Regions from separate parts of the Homo sapiens genome. Here region 2 is linked to region 1. A link is a contact called in ENCODE Hi-C data. All regions are on one chromosome and are shown on one strand. Each heading gives the region's core, a stretch centred on a gene start or an enhancer-like site at or near the end of the contact. The rest is flanking DNA. Distances are from core to core; before and after follow the strand shown. Region 1 holds the start of HTATSF1 (HIV-1 Tat specific factor 1). Region 2 overlaps ADGRG4 (adhesion G protein-coupled receptor G4).

What was found. A loop is a pair of places that touch in the nucleus more often than their neighbours do. Pooled maps may share reads with other maps.
Region 2: a loop to region 1 is called in a map of PC-9, with 3 times the contacts of the local background. The contact joins the enhancer-like site here to the promoter of HTATSF1 in region 1. A Hi-C loop is called at or near these places in 3 of 168 maps with a recorded cell type or tissue (Calu3, PC-3 and PC-9) and 5 of 50 pooled maps.

Annotation. Positions count from the first base shown.
Region 1 is chrX:136,495,612-136,500,433 of GRCh38, forward strand. It overlaps HTATSF1 (HIV-1 Tat specific factor 1), which reads left to right and starts at 1,981. Exons shown (of 9, transcript NM_014500.5): 1 at 1,981-2,259; 2 at 3,987-4,167; 3 at 4,547-4,594. The coding sequence starts at 2,074. RefSeq lists a silencer at 1,322-1,991.
Region 2 is chrX:136,392,705-136,397,526 of GRCh38, forward strand. ADGRG4 (adhesion G protein-coupled receptor G4) reads left to right here. Exons shown (of 26, transcript NM_153834.4): 18 at 831-876; 19 at 2,686-2,789. Among named protein-coding and RNA genes, the nearest start is that of BRS3, 93 kb to the right of the region's middle. Within about 2 kb of position 2,772, at least 2 of the 41 ENCODE cell types and tissues checked have a DNase peak (open chromatin) inside an H3K27ac peak, as active enhancers do; they include PC-3 and PC-9, where a contact is called at or near this core.

The DNA of each region.
Region 1 (4,822 bases), core at 731-3,230:
GGTTGTGGTAGAGCCGGCACTCAATGATATGTGCAGTAGGGTGGTGTCGCATATTATCACCTATGCTGTGAACTCGGGAATGAAATGGGAGCCCAATAACACATTGCTGAAAACAGCTGTATGCTATTTTTGGATCCAGGAAAAAATATTTAGCAAAGTTTAAGCCTAATAAAACTCACATTACCTATATCATAAAAGTGCACACAAATTCAGTTCTCCAAGAGTTCCTGCCAGAATGAGAACTTCATGAAAAAGAAATGTAATTTAAAAAAAAACTAACCCAAACTATTAAAAACTGTTGTTATCGTTGAAACCATAGATTCACACAACTGGTGTGTGGGGAGCCAGGATTTTCTAGAAGTAGTACTCAACTGCTATGTTTAGAAGTGAAGGTCACTGGAATAGTGAAATAATTTCTTCTGGTAAGGTTTTCCCGGACCTCAAGCCCGGGTTATGATATTTATGTTTACACTAATGGGTTCCTTATTATTTTAATGAATTAGTATTTTTTAACAGCCGCTTTCATTTTTGTGCAGAAATATTGGTAAGTATAAACCACAAACAAACGTTTTTTGGGGTTTTCAATGTTTTAGTGTAAAGAGGACCTGGAACCAAAAAGTTTGAGAACTGCTGTCCTCCAGCATCTCATATCTGTCAGGTGCCAACCATCTTAATTCTGTCTCCCCTGAGCTGTGCCTGTCTTGTCAACTCCTGGGTCGCCAGAGCCTCACGCAGTGCCCTGCACTTAGTAGGGGCTCAATAAATACCTGCCCAACTTAAAAATATGGACCTTTTCCTTTTCAGCAATGAGTGTAATTCCTGAAAACAAAGTTCTGTTTAGAACAAAAAGTATGCTGTGTCTTTCTAAAAGAATGACAAAGAAGCGGAGTTTCCCGGCCAATAAAGCTGGTGTTTACACTGGGATGTTTACATTTATGCTTAAGTTTCAAGTTCGAAGCTCGAGCGCCACTGAAATCTGCAGTACAAGAGGCAGGCAACTGCTGCCCTTTCCATCCTTCCCACGGAGTCGAACTCCAGCCAGAGGAAGGTATGAGACCGATAAAGGAGAAGGCTGACACCAGAAAAAGAAAGTTGGCCCTTCTACCCCTCATTCGTTCATTCATTCGCTCATTCCGCATTAGACACCAGAGCCGGTGCCAGGAGTTTAGGCTACCAAGATGAACAAGATCCGGTGTCTATCCCCGGGTGTCGTAAAGAAACAAGTAAAAGACGCGGTTCCTGAGCGGGGGAGGGGCCTTTGGGCGAAGGAGGCGCGTCGTTTTCTCGAAGCCAGAGAAATTTGTCCTGTCCGCCCCACCCACTCCCCTAAGATGGCGCCCTCGCGAAACCCGCCCGGCCACCCCCGCGAGGGAATATTCCCACGCCTTCCTTCCGTTTCCCTCCCGGGCCGGCCGATCCGCCGGGGACCCCGCGGAGCTCAAGGCCCTTGAGGCGCCGCGGGATCCCAGTGGCCCTCGCCCCGCCCCAAACCCGACCCCGGTGGGCGTCGACGCGCAGCAGCAGCGGGTCCCCCCAACCCCGGCGCCCCGCCTCCCCGGGCCTCGCGCCGCATGCCGGCGTCGGCGCTTTTTGACGCCATAGTGGGCGTGTCGGCGCGACCCGCGACGTCGCCACGCGCCGACAATGGCGGCTGCGTCGGCCTGAGCAGGGCTTAGTTTAGAAGTAATTTCCTGACGTTGCCGAGGGAGCCGCAGTCGCCTCAGATCCGGTCGGCGGCGGCGGCGGTGGCGGCGGCGGCAGCGCGCCTGCGCGCTCCCGCAGCGCCCTGGACCTAGCGGCGGTGCCGAGGCCCGGCGGAGCAAGCCAGGTGGGCGGCGGCGCGGCCGAGCTCACAGCATCAGCGCGCGCGCGCGGTGGGCGGGCAGAGAGGGGGGCGGTGCAGCCGCCGAGCGGCCGCGATTTCCCGGGGACTGCTGGGGCGCAGCGGGGAGGCGGGCCGGGGGGCGGCGGGGCGCGAGCAGAGCGCGGTTGACCTCCCTTTCTCTGCTCAGCTCCAGCGTCATTTCGGCCTCTTAGTTCTTCTGAACCCTGCTCCTGAGCTAGGTAGGAAACATGAGCGGCACCAACTTGGATGGGAACGATGAGTTTGATGAGCAGTTGCGAATGCAAGAATTGTACGGAGACGGCAAGGATGGTGACACCCAGACCGATGCCGGCGGAGAACCCGATTCTCTCGGGCAGCAGCCGACGGACACTCCCTACGAGTGGGACCTGGACAAAAAGGCTTGGTTCCCCAAGGTAGGAGAGTGCCACGGGCGCCACTGCAGAGCGGGCCGCCTGGCCAGCCTCGCGGGGCACTCCTTTTACGTTTGCTTTGCTGAGATCCTTGGTCCTTGGTCCTAGCCCCCTTGAATAGCGACGCTTCTTTTTGTTGTGTTTGTTGGGGCACCGATGTGTAAAAGAACGTAAATCTTTAGGGTAGTGTCTTAAATGTAATTTTTAAGTCTTTTCTATGCTTTATTAATCTTGTCTGTGAAGGTCACAGTTGATTATTACATGACTGCTTTTTATTGCAAAGAGGAAAAATACCAAGAACAAATTTAGTAGCTGTCCATTTCTGGTAGCCAACCCCACTTGTCCTAGGAACTCAGATGTTTAGCTTATGTACTATGTGCAAAATGCAGTTTCTTGATTTCTTTTTTAAAGTAGCTGTTTATATAGCTTTACTAATTGAACTTTCTTTGCACCTTGCTTTACTTTCCTAGTAAATTTTGTCCCTAGGCATATATGTTTGAACCATATAACCACAGGAATAAGACTGGAGATACACAGAATACAGATGGAAAATCTGTGTATGTTTGTTTGGAATACTTGGAAATTGCTAAGTATTTTTATTTCAGCTTCGAAGTAAAATAACTAATGTTAAACTTGATTCTGTAAACTTTGTGGTAAAAGTGCCCTTTTAATCTGGCTCTCATGAGCAGGAAAGGGCACACTAATAGCACACAAATTGACTTGCAAGTCAATGATACAAAACCTGTCTCCACTGCGCGACTGGACTGCTATTGTAAAAATTCTTTTGCAACTTTTCTTTCCCATTCTGTATTTGTATATATATTCCAATCCCTCCAGATTGTTAAAATTTACGATTTCACTTCTGTGTTGGTAGTGCTAGTTTGAGTGCAGATTTGGTTTCTTCAGCATTCTGAATACTTTTAACAAAGGTGTGATAATGGATTAATGTGTGACTTTATCCTTTTATGTTGTTGAAGCCCATACCTCTTCAAACTTTGGGTTTTACATTTTCCCCATTCCATGCCTGCCTAATATTGATTGGTATGATGATATAACTATATTTCTTTCGTTTTGCAATAACGCTTTTCCCCCAAAGGGGAGGAAGATAGATATGAGTTGGATTTGTCTTTAATTTGTTCTGATACTAAAATATAACGTCATTTAATTTGTGATAAAGTTAAAATGAGCATTTAGTTTTACAATTGTTAACCCCATTCTTTATATACCAAATCAGAGTTCTGTTCTGTGTGCTCTCTGCATACAGATATTTAAGTACTTATTGTACATGTATATTGGTGCATCTGTACAGTAAGAGAAAATTGGATTCTGTGGTTAGATTATTCATTGACTGTTGGTTTTTATTGTTTTATTATCTGGTTCTTCCTTTGTTGTATGTATTTGTAGCCTTAGTCAAGTAGTGTAGAGAGGTAGTAATTAATAAATGAAACAACTAGAAAAGGTGCCAGCATCACTTAAAATGCTTTAAATCGTATCTCAGACTTTTGCATTGATCATCTAAGTACTTGTGTCTTATTTTTTATCACCGTATGCACAATTTTCTATAGAAGGTGACTATTCTTGCATTTATACCTTAATAACTACAACTATTATCCACAGAAACACTTTTGTGTTAAGTTGTATAACTATGCTGTAAAAACACAATTTAAACTTCTTATGAGTGGAAATAATTTTGAATTTCTCTGTCCGGGTCTGTTGAATTGCTTGTGTAGATTACTGAAGATTTCATTGCTACATATCAGGCCAATTATGGCTTCTCTAACGATGGCGCATCTAGTTCTACCGCAAATGTTGAAGATGTCCATGCTAGGACTGCAGAGGAACCTCCACAAGAAAAAGCCCCGGAACCCACTGATGCCAGAAAGAAGGGAGAAAAAAGAAAGGCTGAGTCAGGTAAGTGGTTCTAGCTTACAAATTTTAAGTGTAAAAATTAAAAATATGGGTGTGCATAGGTACAGTTGCTTTTTCGAGAATTATAATAGCTTTGAAGGAATAAGGTGAGTTTTTTCTTTAAGGTAGTGTCAGTTATAAAGAATCAAGATAAACTGGCCATCTTTTTTCCAGATAGGGCTCTAAAACTAATTATTTCTCAAAAGATTTAAATCTTTTGAAAGCTGGGTAGTGATTTGAGTTAGTTTATCTTGGTCTTTTAAGAGTAACAGAAAGGTCGTCCTGGAAGTTTCAAGAAACTGCTGCTTTGTCAAGATTCCATAATATGACTCTTATCTTTTTTTGCAAGTGTTTTATTTATTTAATTAATTTTGATTTCTAGGATGGTTTCATGTTGAAGAAGACAGAAATACAAATGTATACGTGTCTGGTATGTATAACTTTTTAAACAGGTTTAAGGTAGGAAATACTTAATTTTGAGATTTTTCACGAAGTGATTTTTAGCTTTCAGTTTCTCCAGAGTCCATTTTTTATCATTGTGTCATTTTTTGTTCAGCCATTTATATTAGTAAGGAATATGTGTGTTCATTACAGAACCAAGAAATTTAGTGTGTAACTTTGCATACCAACCTTTAGGCCTGGTTAATGTAACTTACAG
Region 2 (4,822 bases), core at 1,522-4,021, 100 kb before region 1:
AACATTAAAACGTGTATGAATTATCACCAAAGAACTAAAAGCATAGTCATATGGCATAACATAAGCTATATATTACTAAATAATCAACTTTAGCCTAAGTACAAGTATGAATGACTATTCCATTATTTGACGTTAGTGTATGGCCAGTGTGACGTCTCAATAGATTTCTCAGTTCCCAGTCTAAAAGACCATATAGTTCAGCATACTTTTCACTGGTCTTGATTCTAGAAGGGAAGAAGAGAAGGAAGAGAGGGAGAGGAAATTTAAAGAAACAAATACCAAATGAAACGTGTTAGATAGGTAAGATCTCTCAATTTGGTCTGGGCTACAGCACTTCAATTATCCCCGGTAACTAATTGCTCCTTGCCTGCAGTTTCCTGGAGACTACAGGAGCTGGTGAAGTCTTAGGAATGTTCTGTAGGCCTAATGATGGGGCAGATCAAATTTCTGTCCATAAGGCTTGATCTCAGCGGTGAGCCCCGAATTCCAAAGCTCCAGAAGGAACACATCAGCCCTGCATTGACTATCCATAGCCTTGTACCAGAAGGGCATGGCAATTTTTAATACTACCAAATATTTTAAAGGACATATCAGATCACCAGCCGGTGACATGCTGTTTTCTCACTTGTAAATCCAGAGTTAGATGGTGGAGTTAGTCTAAAAGCCAATTCACAAATGGCCCAAATGTGTATGTGTATGTGTGTGTGCATGTCAGTGTGTGCATGTTTACCATGGGAAAAAATATTGGGAAGAAAACACTTATGTGTATATGTTACTATATGGTAAATATCACAAGGCAAGATGTTTACCTCTGATTTCTTTTTTTCCAGAATTATGGTCAAGTTCACTGTGCCTTTTGGGATTTTGAGAATAATAGTAAGTATTTTTGTTAGCAACTTTGACTTTGCCCCAGACCATTTTCCCACTTGGCAGTTAAATGGGAGGGGGTTGTGCTGAAACTACTGTCTTATCAGACCCTACAGAGCATTCTGAATGACCAAGATACAGGATATGATTTTTATATCAAATTAGGGCATGGGAATTAAGACAACTTTCCTTTTTGATAGGTAAGATCTCTCAATTGGTGCTGGGGCTACAGTGCTCCAATCATGCCCAATAACTAATTGCTCCTTACCTGCAGTTTCCTGAAGATTATAGGAGCTTATTACAAGTATCTTAGGCCCCAAAAATAATTATTTGGAAAATCAGAAAAATTACACAACTCGAGGGTAAGCAAAGTTGGAAGAAAGAAATTTGGAAGGCCCAGCGCAGAGTAGCCTTGAACTGTTTGAAGAAAGTTGAGGAAGGAATACCTGGTTCTTTATCTGTGCTCTCCCACAGGGTTTTGCAAGATCTATGATCTCCTTCCCTTTTTTTTTCCTCACCTCTTTTAGACTGACTGTGTGACCTTGGGTAGACAATTTACCCCCTCTGAGCCCCAGTCTTTTTATCTTTTCATTGAGGAGATGAAACTTCTTGGTTGGTCTCTAAGGACCCTACTTGCTTGAATAAGCATGAGTCTTTGGAGACAGACAGTAGAAGACTGGGAATGGTCATTGCTGACTGGGTTGCTCTTAGCATTGCCATCTTCACTGGAAATATCCAGGGTTATCACCAAATCTCAGAGAATTTCCACACAGAATAAATTTCCCTAAGAACGCCAGGAGTGGCTAAGTGAGGAGTCCTTCTGCCTGTGGAAACTCTGCCTGGAACCTTTCCCTTTTTCACTATCCTTGGAATTCTGGGACAAAATGGAAATTCTCTTCCCATTCGGCTCCCTAGAGTATAAGAATACTACTTCTTTCTGACAAACAAAAATAACACTGCCCTTTCCTGATCCCCTCCAAGTCTCTCAGGATAAAACTCTATAAAGCGATGAGCTTTGTCCCCTACAACCTCAATATGTTGATCTCTATGTTCATTAACGCAAATTGCTGGGGTACTCCCAGGTCACCCTTTGCCCCTGCACCTCTGCCCCGTGGATCTAGAACCTCTGGAATCTATGGCATTATCCCAGATGGACAAATGTTGACCAAACTTAGCTGCCTGCCCGGGGATAACCCCTTTGGTCTAGTGCCACTTGGGAAGTTCTAGTCTCAAATCTGATCTAGTACCTGAGATCTACAGGTTGTGGAGGTATGAGTGTTAGTTCTAAACCTGAGTGTGCTCAGAAGAAACTAGCCAGATGTCTAGTAGAGCAGAGGCTCTAATTGGCCCTGCAGAGCTCCAGACCATGATCTGACTTTGATTGAAAGCACTTGAGACCCTTTGAATTGCGGGTTCAGCTGGGTGTTCAGATGTCTATTCCAGTCCCTCTGAGTAAGCTCAAGTACCAGCTTATATTCCATACGTCCATGTCCTTAAAAATATTCTAGATCTGCTTGCTTCCTATTTATTGGCTACTTAAAAAAAAGTTCATGGTTAGAGTCTGTCCTAATTTGTAGAGGTATGGTACAAGAACAGGAAAAGGGAGAGCCGAAGAAGTTGTGCCATTTACGAAGTCCCCAAAAAGTCAATTTAGTCTGTTAGACTTAATTTAATTTCAGTGTTCAATTATACCCCTAATCTTGCTATCTCAGCAAATAATATTAATTATAACACACGTTTGGATAGTGAATATAATGAAAAGTTAAACATTTCTGAGAAAAACAAAATTGCTTTGAAATTTCCTTCTGTCTCCTACAGATGGGCTGGGTGGATGGAATTCGTCAGGCTGTAAAGTAAAGGAAACAAATGTAAATTACACAATCTGTCAGTGTGACCACCTCACCCATTTTGGAGTCTTAATGGTGAGTTGTCTCTTAGTCACTCCTCGATGGAAGTTTGACAATTTTTATTAGACCAGTAATATATGTGTGAACTGTTATTAAAAAATGGTATGCATTTGGAAAAAAATCCCCCTTCCAATTTGTTCATCCAAAGTAGATCAGATTGAGACAAATATTTATTTATTTATTCTCCTTATAAAATTAATGCTTGCTTCTCAAATTTCAAACAGTACAGAAAAGGTCCCTTTAACCTCCCTCCCAAGTGATCACCACCTTTAACAGGCTAACATGTATATTCATTTAGGTTCTTTTCCTGTGTATATAGGAATGTACATTTTTGTTTTATAAACATGGTATCAAATTATTCATACTGTTTTTACCGATTGCTTTTCTCATTTAACAATATATATTGCACAACTTTCAGGCAAATGTGTATGTATCTATTATACTTCAATTTTTAAAATACCTTTATAGTATACCATTGCTTGGGTTTAACACAATAAATTTAACTAATCCCTGACTAGTGGACATTATAGCTGTTGCTGTTTTTCTCATTATAAATATTGCTGTAATACACATTCTTACTCATGTATCTTCAAACATTGGTGTAAGTATTTTTGCAGGATAAGTTGACAGAAGTAGAATTGCTGGATTAAAGGGTCTGGTCATTAAAATATTTAAATTTAAGAAGGATCATAAGTATTTGCTGAGTTTTTCTTCCAAATGACTCTCAAATGTATTCCTTTTTCTCTACCCGCATCAGAATACTTTCCTGGATTTCTTAGGTAACTTTATTACATACTGTTATCTGAATGTGTCATATGTTACTTATTCCTACAAAGAATGGTTAGCTTTTTGAGGGCTGTGGGTCTGTTTTATATTTATTTATTTTACATATATATATATATATATATGTATGTATATATATATATTTTTTTTTTGAGATGGAGTCTTGCTCTGTCACCCAGGCTGGAGTGCAGTGGTTCTATCTTGGCTCACTGCAAGCTCCGCCTCCCTGGCAGAGGTGGGAAGAATCACCTGAGTCCAGGGAGGTTGAGGCTGCAGTAGGCCGTGGTCAGGCCACTGCACTCCAGCCTGGGCAAAAGAGTGAGAACCTGTCCCAAAAAAAAAAAAAAAAAGAGAGAGAGAGAGAGAGACCAGGGTTCTTGTTCCAGCTCTGTCTGTAACTAACTATGTGATCTTGGTAAGGTTGTTTCCCTCTTTTGGATCTTAGATTTTCTTCTGAAATGTGAATGACTGGAATACACCAGGGTTTCTCAATCTTGGCACTATAGATATTCTGGCCAAATAGTTCTGTCTTTTTTTTTTTTTTTCTTAACGGAGTCTTGCTCTGTCACCAGGCTGGAGTGCAGTGGTGCAATCTCGGGTCACTGCAACTTCTACCTCCTGGTTTCAAGTGATACTCCTGCCTCAGCCTCCCCAGTAGCTGGGATTACAGGTGCCCACCACCACACCCAGCTAACTTTTGTATTTTTTAAGTAGGGACGGGGTTTCACCATTTTGGCCAGGATGGTCTCAATCTCCTGACCTCGTGATCTGTCCACCTCAGCCTCCCAAGGTGCTGAGATTACAGGCATGAGCCACCCCGCCCGGCCCCAAATAATTCTTTGTCGTGGGGGATTGTTCTGTGCATTGTGAGAAGTTTAGCAGCATCCTTGGTCTTTCCCCACTAGATGCCAGTAGCACTCTCCCCAGTTGTGACAACCAAAAATGTCTCCAGATACTGCCAAATGTCCCTGGGAGAGGGGTAACATCACTCCTGGTTGAGAACTACCAAAGTAAACACTGCTTCTTAACCTTTGATGAGTCATGAATCTCTAATCATCTGATGAAAGCTATGGACTTTGTTCTTAGACCAGTGCACACATATATTCAAATAATTTTACATGTCATTTCAGATCTTTAATAGTAATTAATAAATCACTGAACTTTGTGATCTCTAAGGTCCATTTTGTTTGTTAATTTTGTGAAGGCTATTTAAGGACTAAGGAAAAGGACTTTTTTTTTTTTTTTTTTTTTTTTGCTGTTCTGTG